Regions from separate parts of the Homo sapiens genome. Here region 1 is linked to region 2. The links are chromatin contacts, found by Hi-C or POLR2A ChIA-PET in ENCODE. All regions are on one chromosome and are shown on one strand. The core of a region is the stretch at or near the end of the contact, and the rest is flanking DNA. Distances in the headings are between cores, read along the strand shown.

Evidence for each region. A loop is a pair of places that touch in the nucleus more often than their neighbours do. ChIA-PET counts read pairs that join two places held with the same protein, here RNA polymerase II (POLR2A). Pooled maps may share reads with other maps.
Region 1: a pooled map shows a loop between it and region 2 (2.8-fold over the local background). The contact joins two enhancer-like sites. A Hi-C loop is called at or near these places in 3 of 168 maps with a recorded cell type or tissue (DLD1, Panc1 and ovary), 3 of 37 single-sample maps with no recorded cell type and 8 of 50 pooled maps. POLR2A ChIA-PET finds 5 or more read pairs at or near these places in 7 of 52 experiments (AG04449, AG04450, CD4-positive, alpha-beta memory T cell and 4 more).

Annotation. Positions count from the first base shown.
Region 1 is chr16:57,131,797-57,136,430 of GRCh38, forward strand. It overlaps CPNE2 (copine 2), which reads left to right. Exons shown (of 16, transcript NM_152727.6): 13 at 2,979-3,030. Among named protein-coding and RNA genes, the nearest start is that of CPNE2, 42 kb to the left of the region's middle. RefSeq lists an enhancer at 3,437-3,486. Within about 2 kb of position 3,360, at least 7 of the 41 ENCODE cell types and tissues checked have a DNase peak (open chromatin) inside an H3K27ac peak, as active enhancers do.
Region 2 is chr16:57,070,260-57,075,051 of GRCh38, forward strand. NLRC5 (NLR family CARD domain containing 5) reads left to right here. Exons shown (of 49, transcript NM_001384950.1): 38 at 276-359; 39 at 4,341-4,424. Among named protein-coding and RNA genes, the nearest start is that of CPNE2, 20 kb to the right of the region's middle. RefSeq lists an enhancer at 1-614. Within about 2 kb of position 1,577, at least 4 of the 41 ENCODE cell types and tissues checked have a DNase peak (open chromatin) inside an H3K27ac peak, as active enhancers do.

The DNA of each region.
Region 1 (4,634 bases), core at 2,110-4,609, 63 kb after region 2:
CCCACCTCAGGGCCTTTGCACATGGCCTTCACTCAGCCCGCTGCTCCCTCTCCTGGGCTTCTGCCACCGATTTTCACCTAGAATTTCGGGGAGTGGCCTGCCCTCTGGGAGCCATGCTCACACTCACATGGGGGCCCTTCTTCCTGCCCAGAGCCCTGCCCTCATGGAACTCTGTGACTTGTTTGTGATTGCCTGGGGAAGGCACTGGGTTTCTTTCTGCCTGCATCCCAGCACCTGGCCTGCAGTGTGCAGTGCCATTGTTTGTTGACGGAATGAATTTGGGACCCAGCCCAAATTTGGGACCCCAGGCCTGAGCAAACAGAGGGGTCGGTTCTCTGAGGGTGGGAAGCTAGAAGGAACCAGAAGGAGCACGTGACCAGGCTGCCTGCCTTTGAGACCTCAGTTTCTCCCTGAGGGTGGCCCAGATGATCCCAGAGAGAACTCCTGCCCCAGAGAGTGGCTGAGGGTCTCAGGACGCGTTTCCCTTTGGAGATGGCATGAGGTCTTGGCCCTTCAACGTGAGCAGAGTTACTCAGATGAGGAACGGGATCTGGGCAGAAGGCACAGTCTGTGCAAAGGTCTGGGAGGAGGGGGAGCATACTCTGCAGGTGGGGAAACTGAGGCTCAGAGAGGACAGTCACTCTGAGATCCCTTGGGCTTTCTCCATGCCCCACCCGCTGCCTCTACCACCTGCCTCAGCCAGGGCCACAGGGAACTGAGCCTGAAGTAACTCCCTGACCTCAAGGCTGAGCCAGGCCAGGTTGGGTGAACAGGGCCATTGGCTGTCAGAAGGCAATAGGGAGTCCCAGGACAAAGGCCTGTGGCTGGCAGCCAGTCCCCAGGGGCCCCTCATCAGCTTCTGTGGCCTCCAGGAACTTGTTCTGTTTATGACTTTTCTCAGGCAAACCAGGGCAACCAGTATGGGAGGGGCTGAGCTGCCACTCCTGGTAGCATGGACACTTGTCCCCAGGCCCCACTGTGTGACCTGGGCACTCCCTGGCCCTCTGGGAACCTCACTCTTTCCAGCTATGAAATGGAGTTGCTGGAGGAGACAACCTCTGGGGCCTCTGGGGCAGATGGACAACCTTCCACAGCCCCCCTGACCGCAAGGCTGGGCCCTCCCCAAATAAAGAGGGGGGAAGAGTGGGGATGAAGAGCGGGGGGCCCGAGAAGGCAAAATATTCCTCCACCCCTATCAGCAGGGGGCTTTCCCACTGTGGTCTCTAAAATCTCCTAAAATCTGATTTTTCAGGAAGACTTTGGCCCAAGGGAGTCCTGTTTCCCTGGCAACCATTTTCTCTCTCAGCCCCTCCATACAAGCCCCCCTCGTAATCTCTATAGAGGCTCAGGAAGTCTCCATGGCAACAGGGACCTCCAGCCCCCAAACCTGGAGCCCAGACTGGGGACAGGGTGAAGTGGGCCCTGGACAGGGACAGGACCCAAGAGGGACACCAGGGGACTGGCTCTGTGCCGGGCGCCTAAAGCAGACAGCAAAGAACAGAAAACCCCATTGCCTGAAACGGGGAGGAGTCCTCCCACCACCTCCCCTCCCCTGGGCTGCCAGGGAGGCCAGACTGAACCCCACTGCTGGGTCCCTGCCCTCTCCCCCAGGAGTAAGACCAACTCCCACCCCCAGGGGAGGGGAGGGCACTGGGTCTCAGGCCTGTTCGACTGTGTGGCTCTGGTGCCTGGCTTCCCTTTTCTGGGCCTCGGTTTGTTTATTTGTAAAATGGGGACGCTGGATGCAGGAGAGCCTCCCAGTACCCCCATCGTCATGTCTTGGAGCTGAAGAGTCTGTCTGGGATTGTCTGTGCCCAGACAAAAGCCCTCCTCCTGCAGCTGAGGACCGGGGCACCCCTCCACCCTCCTCATTGAAAATCCCTGGGGGAGGAATGCCTTTGGAGGTTAGCGTGAGCTCTGGGAGCAGCCTGACCTCAGTTCGAGTCCCAGCTCTGCCCGCCAGGAAATGTGGGAAAATTCTAGTCCACTCTGTGTCTCAGTTTTGTCATCCATAAGATGAGGTGATAACAGCTGCCCTTCCATTGGGGTGTTGTGAGGAAGGAGTAAGGGGATTCCTGCACAGCAGTGAATGCGGATGTGGTACATGGTAGGAAGGGGGCTGAGGGGGATTTGGGGCTGTGGGGCTGCAAGAGAGGGAAGAAAGGAGGGACTGTCCCCCATCTGAGCTCTGCAGCGTCTCCCGAGGCCTTGGGTTCTGCAGGCACTGCAGTCTCACCCACAGCCCTGAACGGGGCCAGTTATGAGTCCTTCTATACCCCGAAGCCATGCGAGCAGCAGCAGCCGGATGTGATGGGTGCAGCAGTGTCCCGGAGTGTCCGGGTCAGTCTCTGATGATCCTCTGGGGCTGGGTGCTGGGCCTGGAGGCAGAGAAGCAGGATGAGTCCCTAGGGAGCCTATGATAGCCCCATCTGATCCCCTTGCAGCCCCCTTACACTCCCTGATCGCCAGGTCAGCTCTGAGTGGGCTGTCAGCTCACCCCCGTTTGGCTGTCTGGCGCAAGGCAGGCTCCCCTCTAAGCCCCTTTGCTTACTGTTAAGGTAGGAAAAGCCTCTGAAGCCCAGAGAAGCGGTGCTCTAGTTGTGGAGCCCACATCCAGCTGTAGCAGTGATGAGGGAGCATCCTGGAACCCTGGCCCACAGGGAAATCCCTGTCCCACCCGGGACTCTTAGAGGACTGATGGGGCATAGGCAGCCCCAGTCCCCAGAAGAGCCCAGGGTGACCTGCCAGGGTCTCAGTTTCCTCCACTATGAGGAGAGGGTGGTTGGGCCTCTCTGTGGGTCACACCCAGCAGTGGAGGTGAAAAGCAGATGTGGGGGGTATCAGTGGCCTAGAGGAGGGTAGGGGTGGGGGTTATGAGCCGGTGCTCTCAAAGGGAGCCTTGGCCTGGCAGTGGGTGGTGGCCTGGGTCTGGGTTTGGGGGCGGGAGGCTGCAGCTCAGCGTTTTCTCTGCGTTTCAGGTCTCCCATGAGTTTGCCATCAACTTCAACCCCACCAACCCCTTCTGCTCAGGTGAGTGTCAGACCCACCTGCAGCTGCCCTGTGTTTGCTACGGGCCTGGCCAGCTCCCTGGGTGGAGGGAGGGCAGAGGACAGGTTTTCATTTCTTTCTCCTTTCCCCTCCCCCTTACTGTTGCTCAGAGTGACAGAGGGGGAAGAGCTGCAGTTTGGAGTCAGATAGTCCTGGATTCAAGGCCAGCTGCTGCCCTTCCTAGCTGTGGGACCTTGGAAAGGTCACTGTACCTCCTGGGCCTTTGCCTCCTTACCTGCTCCAGGATAACTATGACAGCTGCTCTTCTCACTTTACTGGGTGGTTCAGTGAGAATTACAGGAAGCCACTGACAGGAAGTCCTGTGTAAACCAGGAGGAGGTGAGGGTGGCACCAGACACACCTGCTTTCACCTCCTTCCCACCCGCCCCCTTGCTGGGAAGGCCAGCCCTGCTCTGGGAGTACTTGGCGGGGGATCAGGGGGAGGCAGGGGCTGGGAAGTGAGTATGGTGTCTGTGTTCATCCCCACCCCTGGGCCTAAGAGGATTTCTGAGCCTCCTAGGGACAGTTAAGAAACTATTAGAGGCCGGATGCTGTGGCTCATGCCTGTAATCCCAGCACTTTGGGAAGCTGAGGCAAGAGGAGCACTTGAGCCTAGGAGTTCAAGACCAGCCTGGGCAATAGAGGGAGACCCCATTTCTACAAATTAAAAAAATTACCCAGGCATGGTGGCATATGCCTGTGGTCCCAGCTACTCAGGAAGCTGAGGTGGGAGGAAAGAAAGAGAGATGGGGAGGGGAAGGGAGGGTCACACCTTTAATCCCAGCACTTCGGAAGGCCAAGGTGGGTAGATCAGAGGTCAGGAGTTCAAGACCAGCCTGGCCAAGATTGTGAAACCCCGTCTGTACTAAAACTACAAAAATTAGCCAGGCGTGGTGGTGCGCACCTGTAATCCCAGCTACTCAGGAAGCTGAGGCGGGAGAATCGCTTGAACCCAGGTGGCAGAGGTTGCAGTGAGCTGAGATCATGTCACTGCACTCCAGCCTGGGTAACAGAGTGAGACTCTGTCTCAAAAAAAAAAAAAAAAAAGGAAGGAGAAAAGAGAAAGAAAGGAAAGAGAGAGACAGAGAGAAAGGAAAGGAAAGGAAGGGAAGGGGAAGGGGAAGGGAGAAGGAGGGAGGGAAGGAGGAAGGAAGGAAGGAAAGGAGGAAGGGAGGGAGGAGGGGAGGGAGGGAGGAAGAAAGGAAGAAAGAAAGAAAAAGGAAGATGAAAGAAGGAAGGGAGGGATGGAGGAAGGGAGGAAGAAAACTCTGAGTGGAGGAGAGGGGATGCAGGTGGGTATGGAAGAGGGCTGTTTCTATCATCATGAGACCTTTCCGCCTAGGACTTGGCTTCAACATAGCATCTACCTTCCCTGGGGATCCCCAAAGCTGGGCCAGGCTGTCTGATTTGGGGTAGATCTCCAGAGACATTTTGGTCAATCAGCTTCATCCCTGGCCAGGCCTTCTGGGCAGGGCTACAGGGCAGTGTGCTCATAACAGCAGCTATTTACAGAGCGCCTACTCTGTACAGGCACTGTGCGAACGCCTTGATCCCCCAACCACGAACAGAAGCCATAGCATGTCCAG
Region 2 (4,792 bases), core at 327-2,826:
TGTGTGTGTCCCTAGTCCCCCAGCTTCCTCTCTGCAGCCTTCATCCAGGGCATAGTTTCTCAGCTGGGCCAGCTGTGACTATCATGCCTACCCAGAGCCTGAGCCCTGGAGCTAGGGATACCCATGGGGAACCTGGACAGCGAGGGTGGCCCAGGGCATGCAGATGCAGAGTTGGCCTCCCAGGGGACAGAGCAGGAGAGGGGAGCTGACAGGACAGCTCAGCTCCAGGGCTGGGCAGGCTGCGCTAACCCTTGCCTCTGCCTGGTCTTCTGCAGCTTGTCTAACAATCAATTTGATGAGGAGGGCACCAAGGCGCTGATGAGGGCCCTTGAGGGGAAATGGATGCTAAAGAGGCTGGAGTAAGTAGTGATGGTGGTTGTGGGTGAGTGAGTGGTGGGGGTGGTTAATGGATGGTGGAAGTGGGTGAGTGGTGGGGTTGGTTAATGGATGGTGGAAGTGGGTGAGTGGTGGGGTTGGTTAATGGGGAATGGGGTGAGTGAGTGGTGGGAGTGGTTAATGGGGAATGGGCTGAGTGAGTGGTGGGAGTGGTTAATGGGGAATGGGGTGAGTGAGTGGTGATGGTGGTTAATGGGGAAGGGTGTGAGAGTGGTGATGGTGGTTAATGGGGAAGGGGGTGAGTGAGTGGTGATGGTGGTTAATGGGGAAGTGTTGTGAGTGAGTTGTGTTGGTGGTTAATGGGGAAGGAGATGAGTGAGTGGTGTTGGTGGTTAATGGGGAAGGGTTGTGAGTGAGTGGTGGCGTTGGTTAATGGGGAAGGGGGTGAGTGAGTGGTGATGGTGGTTAATGGGGAAGAGTTGTGAGTGAGTGGTGTTGGTGGTTAATGGGGAAGGGGGTGAGTGAGTGGTGGGGTTGGTTAATGGGGAAGTGTTGTGAGTGAGTGGTGATGGTGATTAATGGGGAAGGGTTGTGAGTGAGTGGCGTTGGTGGTTAATGGGGAAGGGAGGGAGTGAGTGATGATGGTGGTTAATGGGGAAGGGTTGTGAGTGAGTTGTGGGGTTGGTTAATGGGGAAGCGTTGTGAGTGAGTGGTGATGGTTGGTTAATGGGGAAGGGTTGTGAGTGAGTGGTGATGGTGGTTAATGGGGAAGGGGGTGAGTGAGTGGTGTTGGTGGTTAATGGGGAAGTGTTGTGAGTGAGTGGTGATGGTGGTTAATGGGGAAGGGTTGTGAGTGAGTGGTGTTGGTGGTTAATGGGGAAGGGGGTGAGTGAGCGATGATGGTGGTTAATGGGGAAGGGTTGTGAGTGAGTGGTGGGGTTGGTTAACGGGGAAGGGGGTGAGTGAGTGGTGGTGGTGGTTAATGGGGAAGGGGGTGAGTGAGTGGTGTTGGTGGTTAATGGGGAAGGGGGTGGGTGAGTGGTGATGGTGGTTAATGGGAAGGGAGTGAGTGGTGATGGTGGTTAATGGGGAAGGGTTGTGAGTGAGTGGTGATGGTGGTTAATGGGGAAGGGGGTGAGTAAGGGGTGGGGGTGGTTAATAGGGAAGAGTTGTGAGTGAGTGGTGGGGTTGGTTAATGGGGAAGGGGGTGAGTGAGGGATGACAGTGGTTAATGGGGAAAGGAGTGAGTGAGGGGTGATGGTGCTTAGTGCTGCATGGTCAGTGAGTAGCATGCCTAGGAACCTTTGCATGTTTTGTGAACACAAACCGCCATGTTTCTGGATGGACCCAGGTGAGCTGAATGCCCTTACATGACCTTTTACTTTCTATTCTGGATCTCAGTGCCAGCAAGAACCTTGGTCATAGGAAACAGAATACACAACTCAAAGCAATCCAAGACAGAAATATATTGGCTTATGTCATGGAAAATTACGAGGCCAATGACTTCAGGCACAGCTGGATCCAGGGGTTCTATATTTGTCAGGCTTCTCTCTCACACACTTCACTCTGGCCCTTACTCTTTCTCTGTCCACCTTGGCTTCCTTCTCAGGCAGGCCATCCCTGCACCTGCAGGCTTACTTTCTCTCAGCTTAGTGGAAAGGGAGTACCATTCTCTCTGTGGTTACAACAAAAGGTCCTAGACTGAGTCTCACTGGACTAGCTTGAGTCACCTGCCCCACCCTAAAGCAATCACTGTGGCTGTGAGCACAAAATATTCTCCTCACTGGCCAGACCTGGGCGCATGCACACCCTATCTTCTGGACTTAGAGGGGTGGTATTTCAGGATGTGAGTAACAGAAGAGGAAAGAAACTCTGGGCAGAAAAAAATCTACAGATGTCCACTACATTTGTCTACAGTTGTTTCCTTGGTAACTGGCAGCTTTTACTACTCTCCCCCATAATTTGAAGTCATCAAATTCTTAGAAATGCCAGAAACAGCCTCAGTCTAAAAGACAGGTCCCCGTCCTGCACAGATTCCTGTTTAGACAGTATCTGGACAGAAAATTTAACAGAATATCTTCTGCTTTTCATCTCTTAACTTTTTCTGATGACCAAAAAAGTTCCATCTTTCTAGAAATATGTAACAAATAACATGAAATGCCCCGGGGATGACACCCCCTGAGAAAACTTCTGTTGAACGGTTTGTGAATTTTTCTCCAGATTTTTTTTTCTACATATGTTTTGAATTCAGCTTGAAAGTAGCCTTTTGACTTTTTGCCCCTTAACATTGAAATTCTTCCGCTTGTCCCTCTTTGCTTGTCCTGGGGAGAGGATCAGGTAAAAGGAGAAGAGGGATTACAGAGACCTTTGACCACAGGGCCCTCCTGTCGTCTCACTGGTCTGTTTCTTTGCCCACTGTCCATGTACCTGCATCTCGGCTCAGCCTTCTGGAAGCTTTTATTTAGGGGATTGGAGGCCCAGTGAGGTCATTCATTGGCTCATTCATGCATTCGACAAATATGTACTGAGCTGGGCACCTGGGCCGGGGACAGGACAGATTCATCCATGCCCCTGGGGGCCTTTTTCTTCCTCCTGATTTCCCAGGCACCATGTGCTGCTCCTTACCTCCTGCTGCCTTAGTTGCCCTATCTGTAAACTGGGCATAATATCTTCCCTGTCCGAAGGAAGGGGATGGATCGTCAGTGCCCGGAGGTCTCTTCCCATCTCAGATCTGTCATTTCCAAGTGTAACTCCCCACAGGCAGTTACCCTCAAATCCAGTCAGCTTCTTCCAGCTGTATACCTGTGATGGAGTGGGTAGGAGCATGGACCCTAGTTAGGAGCCTCACTGCCTGGGTTCAACTCTGGGTGGGGTAACTGACACTTCCAGTTTGCTTGGAGCTTTCCCCATTTTGGCACCCAAAGTCCCACATCCAGGAAAAACTCTTCTGTTCTGAGCCAACCAAGACAGTTGACCATCTTTTGCTTCTGCCTCTTATTTTATTATTTATTTATTTGAGACCCAGTCTCTCTCCGTTGCCCAGGCTGGAGTGCAGTGGCACAGTCTTGGCTCACTGCAACCTCCGCCTCCCGGGTTCAAGCAACCCTCCTGCCTCAGCCTCCCAAGTAGCTGGCATTACAGGCACATGCCACCAGGCCCAGCTAATTTTTCTATTTTTAGTGGAGATGGGGTTTCACTTTGTTGGCCAGGCTGGTCTCGAACTCCTGACCTCAGGTGATTCACCCGCCTTGGCCTCACAAAGTCCTGGGATTACAGGCATGAGCCATTGCGCCCAGCCAGTTCTGTTTCTTAATGTGTGAACTCGTGCCAGTCCCTCAGCCTCTCTGTTCTTTGGCCTCCTCATCTTAACTTTGAGGATAAGAGCAATCTCCCCTGCTACGGTTGTTGTGAGTATTAAATGAGATAATATGTGTTACAGTCTTAGAGTCTGGTCAGAGTTCACACTCTACAAGTGCTAGCTATTGTTATTCTCCTCTCCTGCCTAGGCTGGGGGCCTCTAGAAGTACAATCGCCTGGGTCACATATGGTTGGGGCTCAGGAATGGGAGTTCTATAGTTTTTGGTTCTGTTCCTGAAGCAGCCACTTTGTGTATGACCTTAAGCAAGTTCTCTAACTCTCTGAACCTTGGTGTTCCTCACCTGTAAAATGGGGACGATAATAAACCCACCTTTCCAGATGGCCCCAAGCCCTGAGTTTGGCCCACATTTTATGATCAATGTGTGACCGCCATTATTACGGATCATTAGTCTTGGTCCATGTGGTTCAGAACATAGAACTGCTGCCTGCCTGACCTCAGTAATTCATGCAGAGAAACAGCATTTGGACCTCCCAGTACAGTTCATTTTGTAGAATTTTTACACTGTGTGGATATAAGTGGCTGTCTTGGAGGTCCCTAGGCTTGCTAAGCACAGAGGCCTCAGACCCCCAGACTGGACAGTGCCCCACCCCCAGATGTCAAGTTCACCTGGCCTCCTCTTCTCCAGCCTCAGTCACCTTCTGCTGAACAGCTCCACCTTGGCCTTGCTTACTCACAGACTAAGCCAGATGACCTGCCTGCAGAGCCTCAGGTGAGTGACCGAGCGGCCCCATGGGAATGAGTGGGAAGAAACACTTCCCACTCAGTTGGGACCACATCCAGGGAAGCACTGAGGCCACCTCCCAGGGGATCCTTTGCGGATCCCTCCCAGGCCCATCCCTGTGCCCTCCCAGGTGGGTGCCCACTGCTCTTGCCTTCTAATGCCATCAGCTTCCTCCTGGTTACAAAAGTGGCCTAAAGGGCTTAGGCCCACGTCGTAGAACAACCCTTGAGGCACACACACAGTTCACCCTGGGCTCTTGTTAAAATGCTCATTCTGATTCCCCAGGTCTGGAATTCTGCCTAGACTGTGCTTTTTTTTTTTTTTTTTTTTTTTTTTTTTTTTTTTTTTTTTTGAGT